Regions from separate parts of the Homo sapiens genome. Here regions 2 and 3 are each linked to region 1. Evidence: chromatin contacts called from ENCODE Hi-C or POLR2A ChIA-PET data. All regions are on one chromosome and are shown on one strand. Each heading gives the region's core, a stretch centred on a gene start or an enhancer-like site at or near the end of the contact. The rest is flanking DNA. Distances are from core to core; before and after follow the strand shown. Region 1 holds the start of PPP1R2 (protein phosphatase 1 regulatory inhibitor subunit 2). Region 2 holds the start of LINC01063 (long intergenic non-protein coding RNA 1063). Region 3 holds the start of GP5 (glycoprotein V platelet).

Region 1 (4,011 bases), core at 1,124-3,623:
AGTTTGAGACAAGCCTGGCCAACATGATGAAACCCCATCTCTACTAAAAATACAAAAATTAGCTGGGTGTGGTGGCAGGCACCTGTAGTCCCAGCTACTCGGGAGGCTGAGGCAGGAGAATCACTTGAACCCAGGAGGCAGAGGTTGCAGTGAGTGGAGATTGTGCCATTGCATTCCAGCCTGGGCGACAGAGCAAGACTTTGTCTCAAAAAAAAAAAAAAAAAAAGCAGTACTGGCCCTCACAATTTTACAAACTATTTTTTTTTAAGTGCTACCAAAGTCATCTTCATCTGCATTCATTTGTTGTGGGTTTGGGAGTGGAAGAACCAGTACAGGAGACAAAAGTTTAACTCTTGATGAGGGAAATATGTTTCCAAGGTTCTTCAGAGAACTCTTCATCACCTCCTGTTCCAATGTTTGTTAGTTAATTAACTAATAAAACACTTTATGTCATACGATCGTAGTCCCTTTCATTAGAGGGTCTGAAAGCAAGCTGTTGCTTAATCAAGGGCCCAGTCACAGTTGAGTTCAGGGATGCTGAACTCAGTGATGCTTCCCAGCCCAAGCAGGAACAAAGCAAATCTGCCCAATAATTTGGAACATACAGGGAAGTTTGTGTATTCCCTTGAAAACAGGATTGCCATCACTGACCTAGACTCCTGCTGACAGGGCAGGAGACGCAACACAGGTGTTGAACACTGGGGTGGAAAGAACTCAGGAAGGGAAGGGAGGTGGCCATCCTGCTTCCCCTCGCTGAGAACCCTCTCTCTCTGCTCCATGGGCTGGACAGGGCTGTCAGGGTGTAATGTTAGATCCACTGAGCAGTCCTGGCCTGGGAGGGAGAGACGGCACCAGTGGATATTTGACTGGGAACAAAGGTGGGGACAGTGCCAACAGTGACTGTGCAGGCCCCTGGCTGAGGCAAATCCCTGGGGAACACATTCCACTCTGTGACCAGCAACCCTGTTTCCCTTCTCCCCTTCCAGCTCACTTCCCCTCCATTATCTCCATCCACATCCATTCCCATACTGAGGCCCTGTTCTGTGCCAGGAACTCATCTAGGAGCTAGGGGCTCGGGGCCAGACGATAAAAACAATCGTTTTCAGAACCCTACAGTCATCCCTGAGGGGCAGAGTCCTAAGGACACAGAACAGGGTCATCCTCAAAAGGCACAGAGCCTGTGTTAAAGAAGATGAGACTGTGGTCCAGAGATGAGCCATGGGAGTGAAACTGCTGCTATAGGGGCTAGATAGGGGAAAACGCTTCCTCTCACCCCCCACAGCAGTGGACAGACATTGCTGGGAGCGAGGTGTCAGCTCAATCTAAGAACTCCCAGAGTCAGAGCTGTCCAAAAACAAAATGAGTTACACGGGGGTGTGGCGGGCTTCTAGCCCCTGGGGTTGTTGGAGAAACAGGCTGAATAGCCACCTTATGGGCCTGCTTGACAAGGTCCCTTCCAGGACCAGTGGTCTGTGAATCCGCAGGGGCTGGTCCACCGGAGGGGCCAGTTCTGGGTGGCTCAGTCTGCTGTGCTCTAACCTGTGGTGAGGACGATAAAAAGGCCTGATCAAGAAAGAGTCATGGAAAAGAGCCTGGTGATGAGCGAGCTGCGGACTGGACTTGGGAGAGGGAGGGAAGGGAGTGTACAGGGACCATAACAAATACCACACACGAGGTGGCTTTAAGCAATGGAAATGGGCTCTCCGTTCTGCAGGCTTGAAGTCCACATCAACCTGCGGCAGAGTTGGTTCCCTCTGTGGGGGGAACCTGTCGCGGCCTCTGCGGGCCCAGGAGGTCCTTGGCTGGGAGATGTGTCCCTGCCGCCCTCCCGTCTCCTGCGCTCTCTGCCTAGACGGGTTGTGCGACGGCGGGGGTCGCTGCCCGTCTGTCCGTCGGCTTCTCCAGCGGTAAAAGGAGGTGAGGCGATTCCAATGCAGACATTCTATGATTTCATAATAGGCCTCTAAGGACCACTCCAATGCTGGCAGTCCATGCTTTTATAATAGGCAGTTCGGCTGTTTACACGGGCGAAATGGAAAGAGGAGATACCCGTTTTCTTCAAGTCAGCTAACCTCTCTGCGGAGTGACGTCACCTCGAGTCTCAGTCTGCTGATCTAAAAAATAAAAATAACACTACGGCCTCACAAGGTGGTGGGACGAGGGTGCTCGAGAGACGCGCGGGTCCGGGAAGCAGCAAGCCCGGGCGCTCTCCCGCAGGTTCTCAGAGACAGCTCCCGCCTCCCAGCGCCGCGCGGGGGCGGGGCGAGCAGCCCGGGCGGGACGGAGGGGGCGGGGCGAGGAGGTCGGCTTTGTTCTCGCCCCGCCCTCTCCCCGCCTCCTCCCTAGATATCGCGAGAGGGCGGGTCCGCTTGGCTTCGGCGTCGCGTCGCTCCTGCGCTGGAGCTCTAGGCCGGCGTCTCTCCGCGAGCCGCGGGTCAAGTGCCAGTGGCTAAGGGTGCGCGAGTAGCCGCCACCCGTTCGGCGTTGGCTCTGGCGTCGGGGTCGTTGTGTCGTGACAACCGCTGCGGTAGCCGTTTCCGAGGCAGCAGTTGCGGCCGCTTTAGCCCTGAGCGGGATCTGCGGCTGCCTGCGAGTCTCTGCTGTGCCGACCCTTCTCTTCGCGGACCCCACGCCAAGCAGCGACCCTGAGCCGACAGCCGGAGCGCCCGGCAATGGCGGCCTCGACGGCCTCGCACCGGCCCATCAAGGGGATCTTGAAGAACAAGACCTCTACGACTTCCTCTATGGTGGCGTCGGCCGAACAGCCCCGCGGGAATGTCGACGAGGAGCTGAGGTGAGCGCTGGGAGGGACGGCCTGGGAGCCCCTCCTTCCCGCCGGGCCCGTTACCTACCCAGACCCCAGGGGCGGGCGGGCGGCGTGGATGCGGCTCGGGTGCCGCTCGAGTCTCTTCTCCTGCCCGGCTAGCCGCGGGTGGGAGCGATCTTTAAGAAGGCTGGGCGATGACGTTTATCATGCTTCCTTTTTTTTTTTTAAGCATTTGGGCATATATAATATTTTTAAACATCATCTTTGAACTTTCTGTAATCGGGAACATCAAAGAATGAAATTGAAGCTTCAGATCTTCGACTGTTAAGCTTTTACTATTTCTTAACCTCATCTCTGAGGTATCTAAAATTCTTCGATAATTACAGTGTATTTTCTTGCTTTGGGAACCCTTTAAGATCTAGTCTCAAGCTAATAGGCGATCCGTCAAAGAAGAGACCATTTCCCCCATTAGCATTGTGCCACACTGTATTTCTGCATCTGCAACCAGAGTTTTGGGTGCTTTCTAGTTTTTGTTCCTGTTCAGAGATAGATCTAAGCTCAAAACAGTTCAAAGAGGAGCAACTTGAAATGACCCAGTGGTAATTTAGTTGCTCTTGCATACGCTAAAGATACACATGTAAAAAGTTGTTGACCTGAGCATTGTATGTAATATTTATAATATAATTGGAAACGACCGGAAGTCCATTAGTAAGAGCTGGTGAAATATTAATTACGGTACGTTTGTATAATGGAACAATATACTAGCCTTTAAAAAAAGAAAGGTAGGCGTTTATGCACGGAGAAAATGTTGCAGTACAGTATCTGTAGTGGGTTAGAAGTGCACGGGGGCTTGGGCGTTGCAAGATACTAAAAATAGAAGGACTCTACTTTCTGAAAATAAGGCTTAAGAAAAGTTACCATTGAAATTGGTAGTCAGAAGCTAAAATGAGGATGTTTGTGAAATCTCAGAATATAGGAACCTAGGGCATTCCTGGATAAAGGATCTTATTTAGGACCATAAAAGGAACTACTGCTTGGTGGTGGTAAATTTTAGGGATTTGTGTTACCTTGAAGGAAATATTGAGTAGGTTCATAGGTTAGAATCGTGGCCTTTTGGGGCTGGAAAGGACCTTAGTTTTTGTCTAGCAACTCCCACGCTCATGGATGCTTGAATCTTACATTCTCTCACACACAATTTTCCAACTTCTTTGGGCTAAGCCACGTTAAATGGAGTGCTGGGGGAG
Region 2 (4,468 bases), core at 420-2,919, 1.1 Mb before region 1:
CTCTTCCCCGCGTGTTTCTCCTCCTGGAGGAGGTGGCGGTCTCCAATCCTGAGATCAGCTCCTCTAGCTCCCTGCTGCCCATGGCCTCCCGCAGCCACTGACTCCGGTGACTGACCTCTGTGGGGACACTGCCTCTTCCTGTCCTGAAACACCGACAGTATCAACATATGATCAAAGAGTCCAGGTGGTGCAAAGATAACATGGAAGTGTCCTATCAGTGCCAGGGCGTGGAGTGGGACAGCGAGGGGAAGGGGCACCCATAACTAACCATGGTCTGGTCCAGGGCCGAAAGGACCTTGGGGAAAATGGGCACGCGGTGCTGGGAGAGTCCTGGGAGCGGGAGAGCACGAAGGGCACAGCCGCTGGGACAGTGCAGCCCAAACTTTCTGGAAGTGTGAACTGGACCCTCCTGGGGTGGGACCTGGCATGGGGTAGGACACTAGGGATCCAACAAGGAAAATAAGGCCATGCCAAGGAGGAGGCTGCAAGGGGATGGCTTTGTGGCTGACTCTGTCCAGCGTTTCCCATGGGGCGTCCCAGCTCATCTTTGCAGTTTTGCCTTCCCCCTGGACAGTGAGTCCTGCCAGGCAGGGTCTCTGGCTTGTTCACATTTGTATATATCCCCAAGAATACTTGGTCTAGCACCTTGTAGGGGCTCAGCACAGGCTAAAGTGTCATTTGCTCTAGAGCTGTTGGAGAGGTTGAGGACTTAGTCATTTGTGGTCATTGATAAGTCCTCTTTCTTTTCTTTCTTTGCTTTTTTCTTTTCTTCTTCTTCTTCTTCTTCTTTTTTTTTTTGACGGAGTTTCGCTCTTGTTGCCCAGGCTGGAGTACAGTGGCACGATCTCGGCTCACGGCAACCTCCGCCTCCTGGGTTCAAGCGATTCTCCTGCCTCAGCCTCCCAAGTATCTGGGATTGCAGGCATGTACCACCACGCCTGGCTAATTTTTGTATTTTTAGTAGAGACAAAGTTTCACCATGTTGTCCAGGGTGGTCCCGAACTCCTGACCTTAGGCGATCCGCCGGCCTCAGCCTCCCAAAGTGCTGGGATTACAGGTGTGAGCCACCGCGCCCGGCCGAGAAGTCCTTTCTCATAATTGGTGAATATAAATCCCGGAGTCCTCACCACAGGCTCCGGGCCCTGCATGATCCGGGCCCCGCTGGATTCGGCCCCTTCTCTGCTCCCTCTGACTTCACGCCCTATCACTCTGCTCCTCACTTCCTCTGCAAAAAGCCTAGCACCCTCCGGCAGCTCCTCCTTGGAGCCGGCTCTGGCTCCAAACAAAAGATACCCAAACAAAGGCAAGAAAGTGGTGAATTCCTAGAACCGGGAGGGCGCGGGCTCGGGGGCCAGCTGCAGGTTCCTGAGACGTGGGAGAGGAGGAGGAGTGAACACAGACCGCAGGCCAGTGAGTGGAGCAAGGTGCAAACTGCCAGAGAGCGGAGGCCCGGCCCGAAGACCCCAGACTCGCCTCCCGCCCACCCGCCCCCACGTGAAAAGGCACCAGATCCTAAGCGCTAACAGCGAAGGGCGGGACCGGCAGAGGGCTCCCTGCGGCGCCTCTCGAGGCGCGAGCGACCGGAAGGAAAGGCGGGAGGCTCAGCAGCGCGGCGGTGGGAGGAGCGCGCCCTTGCTGATTTCATGGAGGCCCGGGGCCGCGGGCGCTGTTCTCCTTCCTGTGCCGAGTGTGGTTTGCTATCAAGCGGTGGCAGTTCAGCCACAATCAGGGGCAGGGGGAGGGAGAGGCCCCCCGAAGAGGCAGAGGCCCTGCCTCGGCCGCCCTGAGCCTGGAAGGTGATTGGCTAGAGCGACTCCCGGCCGGGAGCGGAATGAATGGCGGGGACCGGGGCCTCTGGGTGGTGCGAGGTATGTTGGGAGGTGCGGGTTTTAATCGGCAGTTGGGCAGTTTAGCCACACGGGCCGGGGGCAGGGTGGGGCTGGCAGAGAAGGGAAGCTGGTGAGGCGGAAACAGGGAGGAGTAGGTTTTTCTTTCTTCTCACACCGGCAAACCAGAGGAAGCTTAACCTATCGGAACCAATTACTAGCATGAACCTAGCACTGAGCTCAAAGGCTGAATTTTAGACCTTTCACTGCTCCCATGCACACCCTGCCTGGTCACGGCTTCTCACCGTCTTTACCAAGATCAGTCACACCTGTGAAGCCCTGCTCATTCATCTCGCCAATTCCCTTCTACAGGACCCAGTGCCCAGACGCCACTACCCAATTCCCCCAGCCTTGGAATCTCCTCCTCTCTGCCAGGTCCTCACCACTGTGTTCTTGGCGATTTCACTAAAGATTCACCTCCTCAAAACTGGCCCCAATTAGTCCCACCCTGTTCAACCTACTATCTCCACTTAACGGCAAATGGCACCTGACACCCTCAGAAGTCAGACTCCTGGCAACTACAATTACCCAAAATACGGCAGAAAACTGTCTCGAAGCCCAGGCAACTGATTCTTGGGAGAAGCTGACTCATGCTTGGCCTCTACCTAGAGAAATAATTCATATTTAGAGCTGTGAGAATAGATAGCAAAGAGAGAGTAAGAAAAAAGATGCATAAATATGTACTAACACGTTTTTATAATTGCTTTTGTGTTCTTCCTGACAGCATCATGTTGCCTTTTAATATGGAGCATGTGCCATAGCTCTCCAGGAGAACCCCTCTGTGTCACAGCGAACCTCAGTCACTGACACTCAAAAGAAGGAATTATTTCAACTCAATAATAAACAAATAACCCTATTTTAAAATCAGCAAAGGGTGTTACCACATTTCCACAGAAGGTATACAAATGGCCAGTAATCATGTGAAAAGATGCTTGATATCATTTGTCATCAGGGAAATGCAAATCAAAACTGCAATGAGAGGCCAGGCGCTGTGGCTCACACCTGTAATCCCAGCGCTTTGGGAGGCTGAGGCAGGTGGATCGCTTGAGCCCAGGAGTTCAAACCCAGCCTGACCAACATGGTGAAACCCCGTCTCTACAAAAAAATACAAAAATTAGCCGGGCACAGTGGCCTGTGCCTGTAATCCCAGCTACTCAGGAGGCTGAGGCAGGAGACTCACTTGAACCCAGGAGGCAGAGGTTGCAGTGAGCCGAGATTGTGCCATTGCACTCCAGCCTGGGTGACGGGAGTGAAACCCTGTCTAAAAAAACCCCAAAAACAAAAACTACAATGACATATCACTTTATATGCACTAGGATGCCTAGCATCAAAAGGTCAAATAAAACAAGTATGTGGAGAAACTGCGACCCTCATACACTGCTGGTGGGAATGTAAGATGGTGCAGAAACTTTGGAAAGGAGTCTGGCAGCTCCTCAAAAGGTAAAAGCATGGAGTTATCAGGTGGCTCACAAATTCCATTCCTAGGGACCTAAAAGAAATGAAGACATGCTATACAAACACCTGAAGACATGCTATACTAACACCTGAAGCCATGCTATACTAACACCCGAACATGAATGTTCAGAACAGCATCATTCATGATTACCAAGAAGTGGAAAAAACCCAAATGTCCATCAACTAACTGACGAGTGGATACAGTATATCCATGCAGTGGAATTTCTTTTTCTCTTTCTTTCTTTCTTTTCTTTCTCTTTCTTTCTTTCTTTTTCTTTCCTTCTTTCTTTCTTTCTTCTTTCTTCTTTTTTTTTTTTTTGATGGGATCTCTTTCTGTCACCCAGGCTGGAGTTCAGTGATGCTATCTCAGCTCACTGCAACCTCCTCCTGGGCTCAAGCGATCCTCCCACCTCAGCCTCCCCAGTAGCTGGGACCACAGGTGCCTGCCACCACACCCGACTAATTTTTTGTATTTTTGGTAGAGATGGGGTTTCTGCCCAGGCTGGTCTTGAACTTCTGAGCTCAAGCGATCCACCCGCCTCAGCCTCCCAAAGTGCTGGGAATACTGGCTTGAGCCACTGCGCCCAGCTATGCAGTGGAACATTTCTCAGCCATAGAAGAGAATAAAGTACTGATACATGCTACAACAGGGACAAACTTTGAAAACATTATGCTAAGTGAAAAAAGTCAGTCACAAATGATCACATGTTACATGATTTCATTTACATGAATTGTTCAGAGAAGGCAAATCTGTAGAGAGAGAAAGATTAGTGGTTACCTAGGTCTGGGGGTTTGGGGGAAAATGGGAGTGACTGGTAATGGGTATGGGGTTTCCTTTTGAGGTTATGAAAATGTTCTAAAATTGTGGTGATGGTTTCATGAGTATGTGAACATGCTAAAAGCAATTGCCTTGTACACATTAAATGCGTAAATTATATGGTAGATGAGTTATAGCTCAATAAAGCTGTTCTATAAAAATAAACCACTGGGCACTGTGGCTCACGCCTGTAATCCCAGCACTTTGGGAGGCCGAGGCAGGCAGATCACCTGAGGTCAGGAGTTCGAGACCAGCCTGACCAACATGGTGAAACCCTGTTTCTACTAAAAATACAAAATTAGTTGGGTGT
Region 3 (4,093 bases), core at 837-3,336, 1.1 Mb after region 1:
GGGCTCTGACTGCATTAGGCTGCATCAAAGGGGATTGGATCCCATGATTCTTTATATCTTCTGACATTAAGCCTTTGTCAGCTATAGGTGTTACAAATATCTTTAGTTTGTGGTTTATCTTTTCCCCTTTTTTATGGTGTCTTGAAGGATAGAAGTCTTTTTTTTTTTTTTTTTTTTTTTTATTGATCATTCTTGGGTGTTTCTCGCAGAGGGGGATTTGGCAGGGTCATAGGACAACAGTGGAGGGAAGGTCAGCAGATAAACAAGTGAACAAAGGTCTCTGGTTTTCCTAGGCAGAGGACCCTGCGGCCTTCCGCAGTGTTTGTGTCCCTGGGTACTTGAGATTAGGGAGTGGTGATGACTCTTAACGAGCATGCTGCCTTCAAGCATCTGTTTAACAAAGCACATCTTGCACCGCCCTTAATCCATTTAACCCTGAGTGGACACAGCACATGTTTCAGAGAGCACAGGGTTGGGGATAAGGTCACAGATCAACAGGATCCCAAGGCAGAAGAATTTTTCTTAGTACAGAACAAAATGAAAAGTCTCCCATGTCTACTTCTATCCACACAGACCCGGCAACCATCCGATTTCTCAATTTTTTCCCCACCCTTCCCGCCTTTCTATTCCACAAAACTGCCATTGTCATCATGGCCCATCCCCAATGAGCCGCTAGGCACACCTCCCAGACGGGGTCGTGGCCGGGCAGAGGGGCTCCTCACTTCCCAGTAGGGGCGGCCGGGCAGAAGCGCCCCCCACCTCCCGGATGGGGCGGCTGGCCGGGCAGAGGGGTCCTCACTTCCCAGTAGGGGCGGCCGGGCAGAGGCGCCCCTCACCTCCCGGATGGGGCGGCCGGCCGGGCGGGGGGCTGACCCCCCCACCTCCCTCCCGGACAGGGCGGCTGGCCGGAAGTCTTAATGCAGACAGCATTATCAGTGTGTTCAAAAGACACGTAGACACGTTTTGCCTATAGACAAATGGGCAAAAGGAAACCCAGCTTTCTCAAATGAAGCACAAGTGGGCCTTAATTATGTGAAAAGGTGTTCAAGTTCATCATTAAACAGGGAAAGGAAAAGTTAAAATCATGCTGAGATATCTTTCATAGAAATGGCAAAAAGCAGGAAGTGCCACGTGTGGGCAGAGAGGAAGCACAGGAACTCTCACAAATGGCAGGTGTCATCGTAGACCAACACAACCACTTTGGAGAGCAGTTTGACTTTCCCCAGTTAAACTGAACATGTGAGCGGCCGGGCGTGGTGGCTCATGCCTGTAATCCCAGCAGTTTGGGAGGCCGAGGCGGGCGGATTGCCTGAGCTCAGGAGTTCAAGACCAGCCAGGGCAACACGGTAAAACCCCGTCTCTACTAAAATACAAAAAATTAGCTGGGCGTGATGGTGTGTGCCTGTAATCCCAGCTACTTGTGAGGCCGAGGCAGGAGAATTGCTTGAACCAGGGAGCAGGAGGTTGCAGTGAGCCGAGATCGCACCACTGCACCCCAGCCTGGGCGACAGAGTCCCCCTCCCCCACCAAAAAAACAACAAGTGAGCATCCTGCAACCTAGCAATGCCATTGTTGAACAAGTTCAAAGATGTTCTTAGCCTTATTAGTCCCAAAAGGAAGAAAAAAATGGAGGATTTGAGAATGTTCTTAGCTTTATTGCTAAGCGGAGAAAGAAAAACAACACATACCAAAAAAAAAAAAAAAAAAAAAAAAAAAAAAAAAAAAAACCTGGGTGGGAAATTAGGGCCATGTGGCATGAAAAGGAAGACCCAGGGGAAGTGTGGCCCATCTAGGGGTGTGGCTACTGCAGTGATCCAGCTGTATCACTGAACTTCCCTGGCATCATAGAGTTATATTGTGCCATTTATGGAAAAACTCTCCCCACTGCTCTTGGCTTTGACAGTAGGAATCAGGTTATATATGGTCTCTCGGTTTGAAGATATTTGTCATTAAAAACCAGAACAAGGGCTCTGAGATAGGGTCCTTTCCTGACCTACTCTGGTAAAGTCTTTATCCTCAGGATGCAAGGATACCACCCTCTTCCTGTGGAAAGTGTCGAATCACATGCAGAGCTCTAAGTCTTTCAGTTACTTTGGAGTGCAGAACCATTTCAGGTAAGGCCAAATATTTTAAACATTAGTATAGGAAATTAGAGGGCTCTTTAGTCTGTGTGTGCATGAGAAGTAAAATTGCACGAGAAGCAATTTATGTAAAATTTCGCTTAGGAAACATTGTTTTGGCAGGTTAGTAGTATGGTGTGCATTTCCCAGAAAATTCAGTGCCGTGAGTATTACCTTTAGTTAAGCATCTTAGAAATAGTAGCTCTTTATGGCTAAGTCAGAAATACTACCCTCAAATTCTATGTGACCCTAGTTATACTGTTGAGCCTTTCTGTGCCTCTGTGCCTTCATCCTTGAATCGGGGATAATATACTTACCTCCTAAGGTTATTGTAAGGATTAAATGCATGTAGTATAAATAAAGAGCTGAGAACAATGCATGGCGTAAAGTGATAGGTATTATTATATGCTTTTGTTGGCTGTTGATTGAAGGTGTTCGCTGTTTTGGGGGTGTCCTTTAATAGAGTAACTTGGTACTGTGGAAATAGCATGATTGTGAGCAAAAGAATCAGATGGTGGTGGCTGCAGACTTTGCTGTTCCCTTCTTGACTGTTGGTTATAGCCAATGCAGGGTAAGTTATAAAGTCAAGAGCAGAGCCGTTTTCACAATGGACATTGCTTTGTGATGTCTGTGAGCTTGAATGTGAGAATGATTATTTTAATTCTCTATGTAAGGACTTTAAAGTATTGGCTATTCGGTAGCTTGAAAACTCTGTAATCTCAATGCTTTAAACTGAGAGTGGAAAATCAATAAAGCAAAAGCATGAGGCCACGCAGTGTAGAATGAGTGTCTTTTCACCACGTAGGGAAATCTGTAGTCCTAAGAAAAGAGGGAGTGAGAATTCTGGCGAAAGGATTGTGCCTCTGCACAAAGTGCAGGATCCCAGGGTTCAGTACAGGCGCGAACGCTCCTGTGTGTTGACCACACTCCCACGGTTGCTTTTTCAGACATGCTGAGGGGGACTCTACTGTGCGCGGTGCTCGGGCTTCTGCGCGCCCAGCCCTTCCCCTGTCCGCCAGCTTGCAAGTGTGTCTTCCGGGACGCCGCGCAGTGCTCGGGGGGCGACGTGGCGCGCATCTCCGCGCTAGGCCTGCCCACCAACCTCACGCACATCCTGCTCTTCGGAATGGGCCGCGGCGTCCTGCAGAGCCAGAGCTTCAGCGGCATGACCGTCCTGCAGCGCCTCATGATCTCCGACAGCCACATTTCCGCCGTTGCCCCCGGCACCTTCAGTGACCTGATAAAACTGAAAACCCTGAGGCTGTCGCGCAACAAAATCACGCATCTTCCAGGTGCGCTGCTGGATAAGATGGTGCTCCTGGAGCAGTTGTTTTTGGACCACAATGCGCTAAGGGGCATTGACCAAAACATGTTTCAGAAACTGGTTAACCTGCAGGAGCTCGCTCTGAACCAGAATCAGCTCGATTTCCTTCCTGCCAGTCTCTTCACGAATCTGGAGAACCTGAAGTTGTTGGATTTATCGGGAAACAACCTGACCCACCTGCCCAAGGGGTTGCTTGGAGCACAGGCTAAGCTCGAGAGACTTCTGCTCCACTCGAACCGCCTTGTGTCTCTGGATTCGGGGCTGTTGAACAGCCTGGGCGCCCTGACGGAGCTGCAGTTCCACCGAAATCACATCCGTTCCATCGCACCCGGGGCCTTCGACCGGCTCCCAAACCTCAGTTCTTTGACGCTTTCGAGAAACCACCTTGCGTTTCTCCCCTCTGCGCTCTTTCTTCATTCGCACAATCTGACTCTGTTGACTCTGTTCGAGAACCCGCTGGCAGAGCTCCCGGGGGTGCTCTTCGGGGAGATGGGGGGCCTGCAGGAGCTGTGGCTGAACCGCACCCAGCTGCGCACCCTGCCCGCCGCCGCCTTCCGCAACCTGAGCCGCCTGCGGTACTTAGGGGTGACTCTGAGCCCGCGGCTGAGCGCGCTTCCGCAGGGCGCCTTCCAGGGCCTTGGCGAGCTCC

Evidence for each region. Hi-C counts contacts between places; a loop is a spot of excess contacts on that map. ChIA-PET counts read pairs that join two places held with the same protein, here RNA polymerase II (POLR2A). Pooled maps may share reads with other maps.
Region 2: a pooled map shows a loop between it and region 1 (4-fold over the local background). The contact joins the promoter of LINC01063 here to the promoter of PPP1R2 in region 1. A Hi-C loop is called at or near these places in 1 of 37 single-sample maps with no recorded cell type and 7 of 50 pooled maps. POLR2A ChIA-PET finds 5 or more read pairs at or near these places in 1 of 52 experiments (WTC11).
Region 3: a pooled map shows a loop between it and region 1 (2.9-fold over the local background). The contact joins the promoter of GP5 here to the promoter of PPP1R2 in region 1. A Hi-C loop is called at or near these places in 1 of 168 maps with a recorded cell type or tissue (naive thymus-derived CD4-positive, alpha-beta T cell) and 2 of 50 pooled maps. POLR2A ChIA-PET finds 5 or more read pairs at or near these places in 4 of 52 experiments (K562, activated CD8-positive, alpha-beta memory T cell, activated T-cell and 1 more).

Annotation. Positions count from the first base shown.
Region 1 is chr3:195,541,687-195,545,697 of GRCh38, reverse strand. PPP1R2 (protein phosphatase 1 regulatory inhibitor subunit 2) reads left to right here and starts at 2,373. Exons shown (of 6, transcript NM_006241.8): 1 at 2,373-2,794. The coding sequence starts at 2,673. RefSeq lists a silencer at 2,162-2,401.
Region 2 is chr3:196,629,788-196,634,255 of GRCh38, reverse strand. It overlaps LINC01063 (long intergenic non-protein coding RNA 1063), which reads left to right and starts at 1,669. Exons shown (of 2, transcript NR_132101.1): 1 at 1,669-1,868; 2 at 2,611-2,752. RefSeq lists a silencer at 1,778-1,857 and an enhancer at 1,247-2,001.
Region 3 is chr3:194,397,259-194,401,351 of GRCh38, reverse strand. GP5 (glycoprotein V platelet) reads left to right here and starts at 2,086. Exons shown (of 2, transcript NM_004488.2): 1 at 2,086-2,114; 2 at 3,068-4,093. The coding sequence starts at 3,070. RefSeq lists enhancers at 150-702, 703-1,256.